Linked DNA regions of Homo sapiens: region 1 is linked to region 2. A link is an interaction called in ENCODE POLR2A ChIA-PET data of the cell type or tissue named here. Cell type or tissue: OCI-LY7. All regions are shown on one strand. Region 1 overlaps LNC-LBCS (lncRNA bladder and prostate cancer suppressor, hnRNPK interacting). Region 2 has its middle 16 kb from the start of RNF144B.

What was found. Peaks named below come from ENCODE experiments on the same cell type or tissue, not always from the same donor. Only the 100,000 strongest peaks of a DNase experiment are listed, where the experiment ranks them.
Region 1: POLR2A ChIA-PET joins it to region 2 with 6 read pairs; 2 of 35 experiments call an interaction of 5 or more read pairs at or near these places.

Annotation. Positions count from the first base shown.
Region 1 is chr6:19,796,021-19,801,020 of GRCh38, reverse strand. All of the region lies in intron 2 of LNC-LBCS (lncRNA bladder and prostate cancer suppressor, hnRNPK interacting), which reads left to right. Among named protein-coding and RNA genes, the nearest start is that of LNC-LBCS, 6.2 kb to the left of the region's middle. In OCI-LY7, no CTCF peak of the experiment used is centred here; no DNase peak of the experiment used is centred here; H3K27ac peaks cover 1,521 bases.
Region 2 is chr6:18,368,483-18,373,482 of GRCh38, reverse strand. It overlaps the pseudogene IMPDH1P9. Among named protein-coding and RNA genes, the nearest start is that of RNF144B, 16 kb to the left of the region's middle. In OCI-LY7, no CTCF peak of the experiment used is centred here; no DNase peak of the experiment used is centred here.

The DNA of each region.
Region 1 (5,000 bases), 1.4 Mb before region 2:
AAAAAAAAAAAAAAAAGGATCTTTTGGAGAGAAAAAGTTTTTAATTTTAATAAAATCCAAGTTTTTAATTTTTTTTCTTTAACTTTTAGGTTTGGAGTACATGTGCTAGTTTGTTATATAAGAAATAATGCATCATGGGGAGTTGGCATATAGATTATTTCATCACTAGGTAATAAGCACAGTACCTGATGGGTAGTTTTTCAATCCACCCCCTCCTCCCACTCTATACTCAAGTAGGACCCAGTGTATAAAAGTATAGTTGACTTTTGTATGTTGATCCTTCTGTGACTTTGCTGAACTTATTGGCTCTAGGAGTTTTGTTGTTTTGGGGTTTTTTGTTTTTGAAGGTTTCTTGGATTTTTTTTTTTTTTTTTTTTTTTTTTTACAACGTAGGGAAACCTGTCATCTGCAAATAGCAACAGTTTTAGTTCTTCCTTGCATTTCCTTTTCTTGCCTTATTGTGCTGGCTAGAACTTCCAATATTGTGTTGTGGTGAGGTGGGACATCCTTGTTTTGTTCCTGAGCTTAGGGAGAAAGCATTCAGTCTTTTTTTTTTTTTTTTTTTTTTTTTTTTGAGATCAAGTCTTTCTCTCTCACCCAGGCTGGAATGCAGTGTGTGATCTCAGCTCACTGCAACCTCTGTCTCCCGGATTCAAGTGATTCTCCCACCTCAGCCTCCCAAGTAGCTGAACTACAGGTGTGTGCCACCACGCCTAGCTAATTTTTGTATTGTTAGTAGAGATGGGGTTTTGCCATGTTGGCCAGGGTGGTCTGGAACTCCTGACCTCAGGTGATCTGCCCATCTCGGCCTCCCAAAGTGCTGGGATTACAGCCACCATGCCAGGCCAGCATTCAGTCTTTCGTATTAAGTATAATATTAGTTGTAGGGTTTTTTTTTCTTCAAGTTTTTAAAAAGTCAGTTTGAGGAAGTTCCCTGCATTCCCAGTTTTCTGAGAATTTGTATTATGAATGGATGTTGAATTTTGTTAAGTACTTTTTCTGCATCAACTGATGAATCATGATTTGTTTCCCTTTAGCTTGTGAATATGGTAGATTATTAATATATTGATTGATTTTTGAATGTTAAATCAGTCTTTCATCCCTAGGATGCTAGCTCATGGTATATAATTCTGTGTTGATATAGTGCTGAAGGCCATTTGCTAATATTTTGTTGATTGTTGCACTTATATTAACGAAGGATATCAGTCTGTAGTTTCTGTCTCTGTCTCTGTTTATCTCTGTCTCCCTGTCTCTCTCTCTCTCATGCAATCTTTGGTTGGTTTGGATAGCAGGATAATATTGGCTTCCTAAAATAAATTGGGAAGTGTTCATGCCTCTTCTATTTTTGGGGAAAGTATATGTATAATTGGTGTTAATTCTTCTTTAAACATTTGTTAGAATAGTGTGGTAAAACAATCTGGCGGGCCCTGGAGTTTTCTTTTTCTGTAATTTAAAAATTATGAATTCAGTTTTCTCAATAAAGTGCTATTTAAATGATCTATTTCATATTGTGTGAGTTGGGATAATGTGTGCTTTTTGAGGAATGGGGTCATTTTATCTATTGTCTAATTTTGTCTAATTTATGTGGTATTTACTCATTATCCCTTTGATATCTGCAGGATCTGTAGTAATATCCCTGCTTTCTTTCCTAATATTATGTTTTTTTCTCCTTTTTAATTTGTCAGTCTTGATTGGGATTTGTGCATTTTATTGATTTTTTTTTTTTTTCCAAAGAACCATCTTTTACTGATTTTCTGTTTCCAATTTCACTGAGTTTTGCTTTTCTCTTTATTATTCCCTCTCTCTGCTTTCTTTGGGTTTTTCTTTTCCTTTTCTATGCTCTTGAGGTATAATCTTAGATTTTAATTTGAGATTTTTTTTGCTTTTTAATGTAAGCTTTTAGTTCTATAAGTTTCCCTCTTAGCAGTGTTTTTGCTGCATCCACAAATTTTGATATGTTGTGTTTTTATTTTCATTCAGTTCAGTGTATGTTTTGATTTCCACTTAGACTTCCTCTTTGAGCTATGGATTATTTTATAGGGAATTTAGTTTCCAAGTGTTGGGTTATTTTCCTATTATCTTTCTGTTACTGATTTCGACTTTAATTTCATTATGGTCAGAGGATACACTCCATATGATTTAATTCTTTTAAATTTCATGAGTTTGTGTTATGGATATGATCTATCTTGGTGTATGCTCTGTGATTGCTTAAAGAGAATGCTGCTAGTGTTGGGCGGGGTGCTCTGGAAGTGTCAGTTAGCTTCTGTTGCTTGACGATGTTATTGGGTTCTCTTATATCTTTGCTGATTTTCTATCCAATTGTTTTATCAGTTGTTGAGAGAGGAGTGTTGAAGTCCCCAACTATAATTGTGGATATATCTAATTCTCCCTTCAGTTCTATCAGTTTTTGCTTCACATATTTTATAAGTCTGTTATTTGGTGCATACTCACTTAGAATTGCTAATACAGTTCACTTAGAATTGCTTATGTAATTCTTTTTGGTGAATTATATTTCTCTCTGTCTCTTGTCCTTTGCTTTGAAGTCTATTTTCTTTTAATATAGCCATCCCTGCTTTCTTCAAATACTTTCATGACTTTTTTTTATACTTTTACTTTCAACCTATTTCATTATATTTGAAGTGAGCTTCTTGTAGATAGCATATAGTTGGGTCATCTCTTTTTTTAAAATTCATTCTGTGATCTCATTTTATTAATAGTTATATTTAGATCATTTACATTAAATGTAATTATTGATATACGTTTATGCTTTTGTTTCCTATTTTATTTAATATTTGCTCTGTCTTCCTTTTTTTAAACTCTTTCTTGCTTTGGGCTACTTAAACATTTTTTAAAAATCCGTTTTGATTTATGTATAGTGTTTTTGAGTGCAAATATATAGCATTTTTAATAGTTGCTGTAGCTACTGTATTATAGTTATAGCTTACTAACTCTATTGGTGTTAATGGAGTACCAGTTCAAGTGAAGTGTTAAAGTCTTCCCTCCCTTCATATCCCTTCACTTTATAATATAAATATGCAATATAATTGTCTTAAGTATCTCCTGTACATACATTTAGAACCCTACCAGATAGTGTTATAATCTTTGTCTCAGTAGTCAAATACTTAGAAAGCTCAAGAGGAGAAAGAAAACCTATTATATTTTCCCATGGTTTTTTTTATGATTTCTGTCTTCTTTCTTTCTTCTTGATGTTACAAGTTTTCTGTTTTTAATTATCATTTTCTTTCTGTTTAGAGAACTCTTTTCGCTTTTTTTTTTTTTTTTTTTGACAAGATCTTTCTCTCTCAGCCAGGCTGGAGTTCAGTCCTGCAATCATAGCTCACTACAGCTTCACACTCTTGCACTCAAGCAATCCTCTCTTCACCCTCCAACGTAGCACCACCACCCTAGCCAGCTTTTTAAATTTTTTGTACAGATGGGGTCTTGCTTTGTTGCCCAGGCTGGTCTTGAACTTCTGGCTTCAAGCGATCTTTCCACCTCAGCCTCCAGAAGTACTGGGATTACAGGTGTGTTCCACCATGCCCATCGTCTTTAGTTATTCTTTTAAATAGGTCTGTTGGTGACAAACTATCTTAGTTGTCCTTCAACTGAAAATGTCTTGATTTTTCCTTCATTATTGAAGGATATTTTTGCTGGATATAGAATTTTGAGATGACAATTCTTTTAGTACTTGAAAAATGTTATGCCACTTCCTTATGGCCCCCATGTTTCTTGTTGAGAAATCTGTCATTTAAATTTTTTTCCCCTATAAATAAGGTATTATTTGCTGTTGCCACTTTCAAGACTTTTTCCGTCTTTATTTTCAGAAGTTTGACTATAATGTGCTTCAGTAGTGATTTCTTTGCGTTTATCCTTCTTGGCATTCATTGATAGTTTTATGAATCTGTTAGTTTATGCTTTGGCTAAATTTGGGGAGTTTTCAGTTGTTATTTTTTCAAATACTTTTCAGCCACACCCTTTTTCTTCTCTCCTTCCTAGTCTTTAAAGTTATATTAGATGTTTTGTTATAATCCTACTGGTCCCAAAGGCCCTGCTCATTTTTTAAAATATCAGTTTTCTCTCTGCTTTCAGATTGGGTAATTTTTATTGTTGTCTTCAAGTTTACTGATTCCTTTTTTTGTTCCCTTCATTCTGCTGTTTAGGTCATCCATTGAGTTTTTAATTCTGCTGTCTTTCCACTAACACAATTTCCTTTTGGTTCTTATTTATATCTTTGTTTTCCTTGCTGAGACTTTTAATTTTTTTTCCATTTGTTTTGGGCATGTTCATAATTACTCATTAAAACATTTTTATGGTGGTGCTGCTTTATTGCTGCCAAGCGGAAATAGAAATCCATGCCAATGTTAATAACTGGGTGTGAGGGACTCCTCGTAACTCCTGGGCAAGGGTGGAAGTTCTAGTTCTCCATTAAACCTCTGTTGATATCATCCTGGCTGGGAGGGGCATGAAGACTCATTACTGCTTGGCCTCTACTGACATTGTTGAGTTGAGTTGGGGTGGTCTGGTTTCTGCTGGGCAGGAGTGAAAGTTCTACCTCTCCACTAACTTCTTCTGATGCCACTCCAGTGAGGTGGGGAGGAGCATTTTATTACTGCAGGATGGGATGGAAGTCCATACTCTCCATGTGGTCTCCATGAGCACCATCAGTGTGGTGGTGGTGGTGAAGACTCCTTATTGCCTGGTGGAGATGAAGTTCCTAGCTCTCTGCTTTTCCTCTATGACACCACTTGGATAGGAGTTTTGGGGTATCTGGCAAAGGTGGAAATGGAGCCTCCCACTCAGTTTTTGCTGGTGGGGGTGGAGGTGAGGCCACAGTTTTCTCTGTGGTGTTTGGCTGTTACTGTCCAAGCATCTTCTGTCTGGCTAGGTAGCCATTTTGCTTATCCTTTTTCTAGAGAGGGCAGGTTTCTGTTGAGGCTTTTTGGGTTGATACTTGTTGGTATTTCTGGGTTTCTGTCTTCTCCAGCACCTAATCTGGGATA
Region 2 (5,000 bases):
GACCACAGCAAAACCCGGTATACAAAGTGGAGAGCCACCATCCCATCTTATTTTAATGCCTTGTTAACATAATACTTCCTTAAAAATAAGAAACTCAGAGCAAATATCAAATGGGACACAAAGAGGCTGGGACTTCTACAGTAATTGATCTTTTTGAGTCTTCTACTTGAATCAATTCTGGTCATTTATATTTTGCTTATGAGTTATTTGTTTCTTCCATATTTTCACATTAGTTTCCATAGTTTTGCTCCTAGTGTGCATGTATACTTTTTTTTTTTTTTTGAGATGGAGTCTCACTCTGTTGCCCAGGCTGGAGTGCAGTGGCGCGATCTTGGCTCACTGCAAGCTCTGCCTACCAGGTTCACGCCATTCTCCTGCCTCAGCCTCCCGAGTAGCTGGGACTACAGGTGCCCGCCACTATGCCCGGCTAATTTTTTTTATTTTTAGCAGAGATGGGGTTTCACCATGTTAGCCAGGATCGTCTCAGTCTCCTGACCTCGTGATACACGTGCCTTGGCCTCCCAAAGTGCTGGGATTACAGGTGTGAGCCACTGCACCTGGCCTTTTTTTTTTTTGAGACGGAGTCTCACTTTGTTGCCCAGGCTGGAATGCAGTGGCGCAATCTCACTCATTGAAAGCTCCGCCTCCCGGGTTCATGCTATTCTCCCGCCTCAGCCTCCCAAGTAGCTGGGACTACAGGTGCCCGCCACCACGCCCGGCTAATTTTGTTTTTGTTTTTGTATTTTTTTAGTAGAGACGGGGTTTCACCGTGTTAGCCAGGAGTGTCCATGTATAATTCTTATAATTCTTCCCATCTTTCATGCATCTGTAATGCATTTGTTTCCTTGTTCCTAATCTTGTTATACTCTTGCTCTTATACTTTTTCCAGTATTTTGTCTTATTTAACTGTCCTACATTTTTTCCTTATTCCATTAATTCTCACTTGTAACTTTATCATCCCTTCTTCCTACCTTGTGTGTATGTTGTTTGTTTTGTTTATGAGGTGTTGGAGGCAGGTACGTGTTTTGCTGTCCTCTTCTTCATGAATAATAAAGATATTTACTGGTATAAATTTTTTTCTAAGTAAAGTTTTGAGTATATGCTATGCCTTAAAGATTTGGGTATAAAGTATACTTTGTTATTCCTCTCCAAAGAACCTTTTGCTTCTCTTATATTTTCTCTTTGATCAAAGGTTTATCTGGGAGAGTGTTTCTTAGTTTTCAAGTAGTTATTTTCTGGTCATATGTTTAGTATTGGTTTCTAATTTAATTGGATTGTGGTGAAGAAATGTGATCTACAAAACCTCTACTTTTATATTTGTTATAGTTTTACTTTATTTTGGCCAAGTAGGTTAATAAGTCTATTTTTCTAGTTATTGGGGTTTGGAAAATTACACATATCCAAAGAAATACTCCCTGAAAAGCCTCATGGTGATGTGGCCAGGCAACCTGCCCTGCCCCCTAAACATTAAATCACAGTAACAATTGCCCCTGTTTCATTGTCCCATTGCAAAATGCATTCTAACTTACAAATCTGGAGCCATTATACCGCTAAGTAGAAAACAAGGCAATTAATTATTTTTAATAGTCAGATGATTATTTTTAATAGCCTGATGATTGTATCACCTTGGAATTTAATCAAGACAAACCAAAGGCATGCAATACTCCTGAGTTATGCCCAGCAATAACTTGGTTTAAGTTTTCATTTTCCAACCTGGCATCTCAATTCCTACTCAGTATTAGTAGCTCAGGCAAACCTGCTGCCCAACCATAAATCCAAAAGAAAACTATCTGTCTCATATATCAGGAAGGCCTCCGCATGATTCATTGAACCCTTGAGGTGAAAGAGATCAGAACTAATTCTTTTTTTTCTCAGCTCACTGCAACCTCTGCCTCTCGGGTTCAAGCGATTCTCCTGCCTCAGCCTCCTGAGAAGCTGGGATTACAGGTGTCTGCCACCATGCCTGGCTAATTTTTTGTAATTTTAGTAGAGACAGGGTTTCACCATGTTGGCCAGGCTGGTCTCAAACTCCTGACCTCAGCTGATCCACCCACCTTGGCCTCCCAAAGTGCTGGGATTACAGGCATGGGCCACCGTGCCTTGCCAGAACTATTTCAAATACAAGAAATCCTGAAATATTTAGTCCCACTGAGGCTTGACGATTCTGTACTCAGATCAGCCTTGGTGATACAGGACTCGTACAATGAACACACTTGAGAGCGGAAATCTTGTTTAAAATCACCAAGGAAATTCCAAACTTCTACAAAAGAATTAGCGGATATTTTAGCAAGGGTACACTTGGAGACAGGATGTTATTTCTTCTGAAAGTTCATAATGATAAAGTGGAAGCTTCCTCAGCTCTCTGGGAGTTTGAGAAAAAAAACATATTATATTACTGAATACCTATTGTATGCCAGGCATGGTACTTGGTACTAAGCATTCTACATACATTATTTCTTTTAATCTTTACAAAAGTAGTCATTATAAAAAAAAAAAAAAAAGCTTATCTACTTATAAGCTGATAAGTATCACATTTTTAAATGGTTAGTAACTGATACAACAGGAAAGCCTCACTGAGGCATAGTATTGGCTATAAAGTTGTCCCACAAAATGGGACATTCACTATTTAACCATTTAGGGTTAAATTGAGACTCCAGTATTTTCACCTCTATGTCAGGAAGAATTACCTTAAAATGTCTAGGGTTTCAGTCTGTGATTTCAGCAAACATTTGTTTCAAACACAAACTGTTATACCCACCCATTTACTTTTTTTTTTTTTCTTTATAGAGACAGGAATCTCATTATGTTACCTAGTTTGGTCTCAAACTCCTGGCCTCAAGTGATCCTCCTGCCTTGACCTCCCAAAAGTGCTGAGATTGCAGGTGTGAGCCATCATGCCCAGCCCATTTACTCTGAGGTAATTGTTACATAATGAATTAAATATTCAAGCTCTTCTAATCAAATGAGCTCATGAAAGCTAATCCCACACCTGACTTTTATTTATACTATTGACCTGAGCATCACAGAGGCAATTCTAACTACTAACCTAAATGATTTTTTAATTGGCACAAAGTTCAAATATACAACCTGCCTGTCATTTCAGAGTCATCTTCTTTTCCTCCATCTTCACTTTGCATTTTGGTTTCAGCCATACTAAATATTTCTAAGTACTCTAAATTTCACATTCACAGATTCCTTGGTTCTCCATTTACCAAGGCCATTCTTCCCTACCTTTTCCACCTGACCAATAGCTCTTCATCCCACCCACACACACACACACACAGAAAAACATGTCATTCAAGGTGTATCTTTTCTGGAATCTCCCTCCTACTCACTTTTCCCCACCATATAGTTAGACACCCTGTTCTAGGCTTCCTGTCTTCTGTAATGCTCTTACTTTCATTGCTCTATTCAACAAACACTTCTAAAGCTCCTATTATCTACAGGTTATTTATTAGGTACTGGGAATACAAAGATAAATAAAACATAAGACTTCAAGTGGTGTCAAAAAAGACAATTAGGCCTGTCAGCTGGTCAGAGTAGCACCGAGTTTCAGGAAGGCACTCAGCATTTTGAGCCCAGCCCTGTAAGACCTGGAGGATTTAGTGGGTAGAAATGTGGGAAGACAATGGAGAGAAGGAGGAAGAAGGGCCTACTGGGCAAAAGGAATTACATGAGCAAAGTCAGAGAGGTGGATAAGAGGTAAGCTTTGTTGATGGCAGAGAACAAGTTTCTCCATCCCAGGCTTTTAATTAAAAAATAAAAATAAAAAAATAAAAACTTTAAAACTCAGGAAGCTGAGGCAGGAGAATTGCTTTAGGCCAGGAGTTCAAGACCAGCTTGGGCAACATAGTGAGACCCCAGGTCTTAAAAAATATTTTTAAAAAAACTTTAAAACAACTTATTTATAAACTTTTTCAAGCTATAATAAAAGCAAAAGATAATCATGGAAAGTAAACCCTAATTTTATTCCTAATTGTTTGTTAATTTCTGGTGCCTTCTAAACCCAAAGAAGCTCATTAATGATATGTTAATAACACATAAATTTCTAATTGTATCAAAAGATAAAAGAAGTATTTTATACTCCTCTGATAAGCACTGTGAATAAAGATAAGCAGTTCAGTCATAACTAGTTTACCCTCACCTCCCTATGTAAAGGTGAGAACAAATCAAAACAAATAAGAGAAACTTTGGTGCAAGGCTCCCAAACCATTCTATCAGGATGAGGGGATCCTTGCCCAGTATCTGTCTTCCTTTTGTAGGACCTAATGCATACACAGGCTGAAGCTCTCATTCTCAGTGGTTATGCTGAAAATAACCAATCCAAAATCCTCTTTTGATGGAAGTAATCCACGTACTGAGACAAAACTTTTGAGAGTGAACAATGTTACTACATAGGGTTAATCCTTAAAAGTATTTTCCAATCTTTTCAACCTGCAATTTTTACACATACTTCTACAGGACCTTGGACAATATATATGTTGCAGCATACACCTGAGGCTATCAAAATGGAGAGAGATAAGAAAGCAGAAATCAGATACCATCATGCCCAAAAGAATGCTGTAAACTTGGATGGCCACCTGCCCAGTTCATGATTATATCAGTTCAACAGTTCAAATGGCTTATGGTGTTCCTTTGATATTACATCAGTTTATGTCTCTTACCAGAAAGTGTGACGGCAATAAATAACCCCAAGTGAGCAGGATGAGGCATTGTGATCCACAGCATGCCCTGAATTAGACTATATTTTATATTTAAAAAATGGCGGCAACAGTAACAACAGCAGCAGCAGCAGCGGCTGCGCGGGTGTTTACGTGGGGTCGCGGGGTCTCCCGCAGCATGGCGGACTATCTGAGCAACTGCTGCACCGGCTACGTGCCTGAGGACGGGCTCATCCCACAGCAGCTCTTCACCAGCGCTGACGGCCTCACCTACAACGACGTCCCGATTCTCCCAGGATTCATAGACTTCATAGCTGATGAGGTGGACCTGACCTCAGT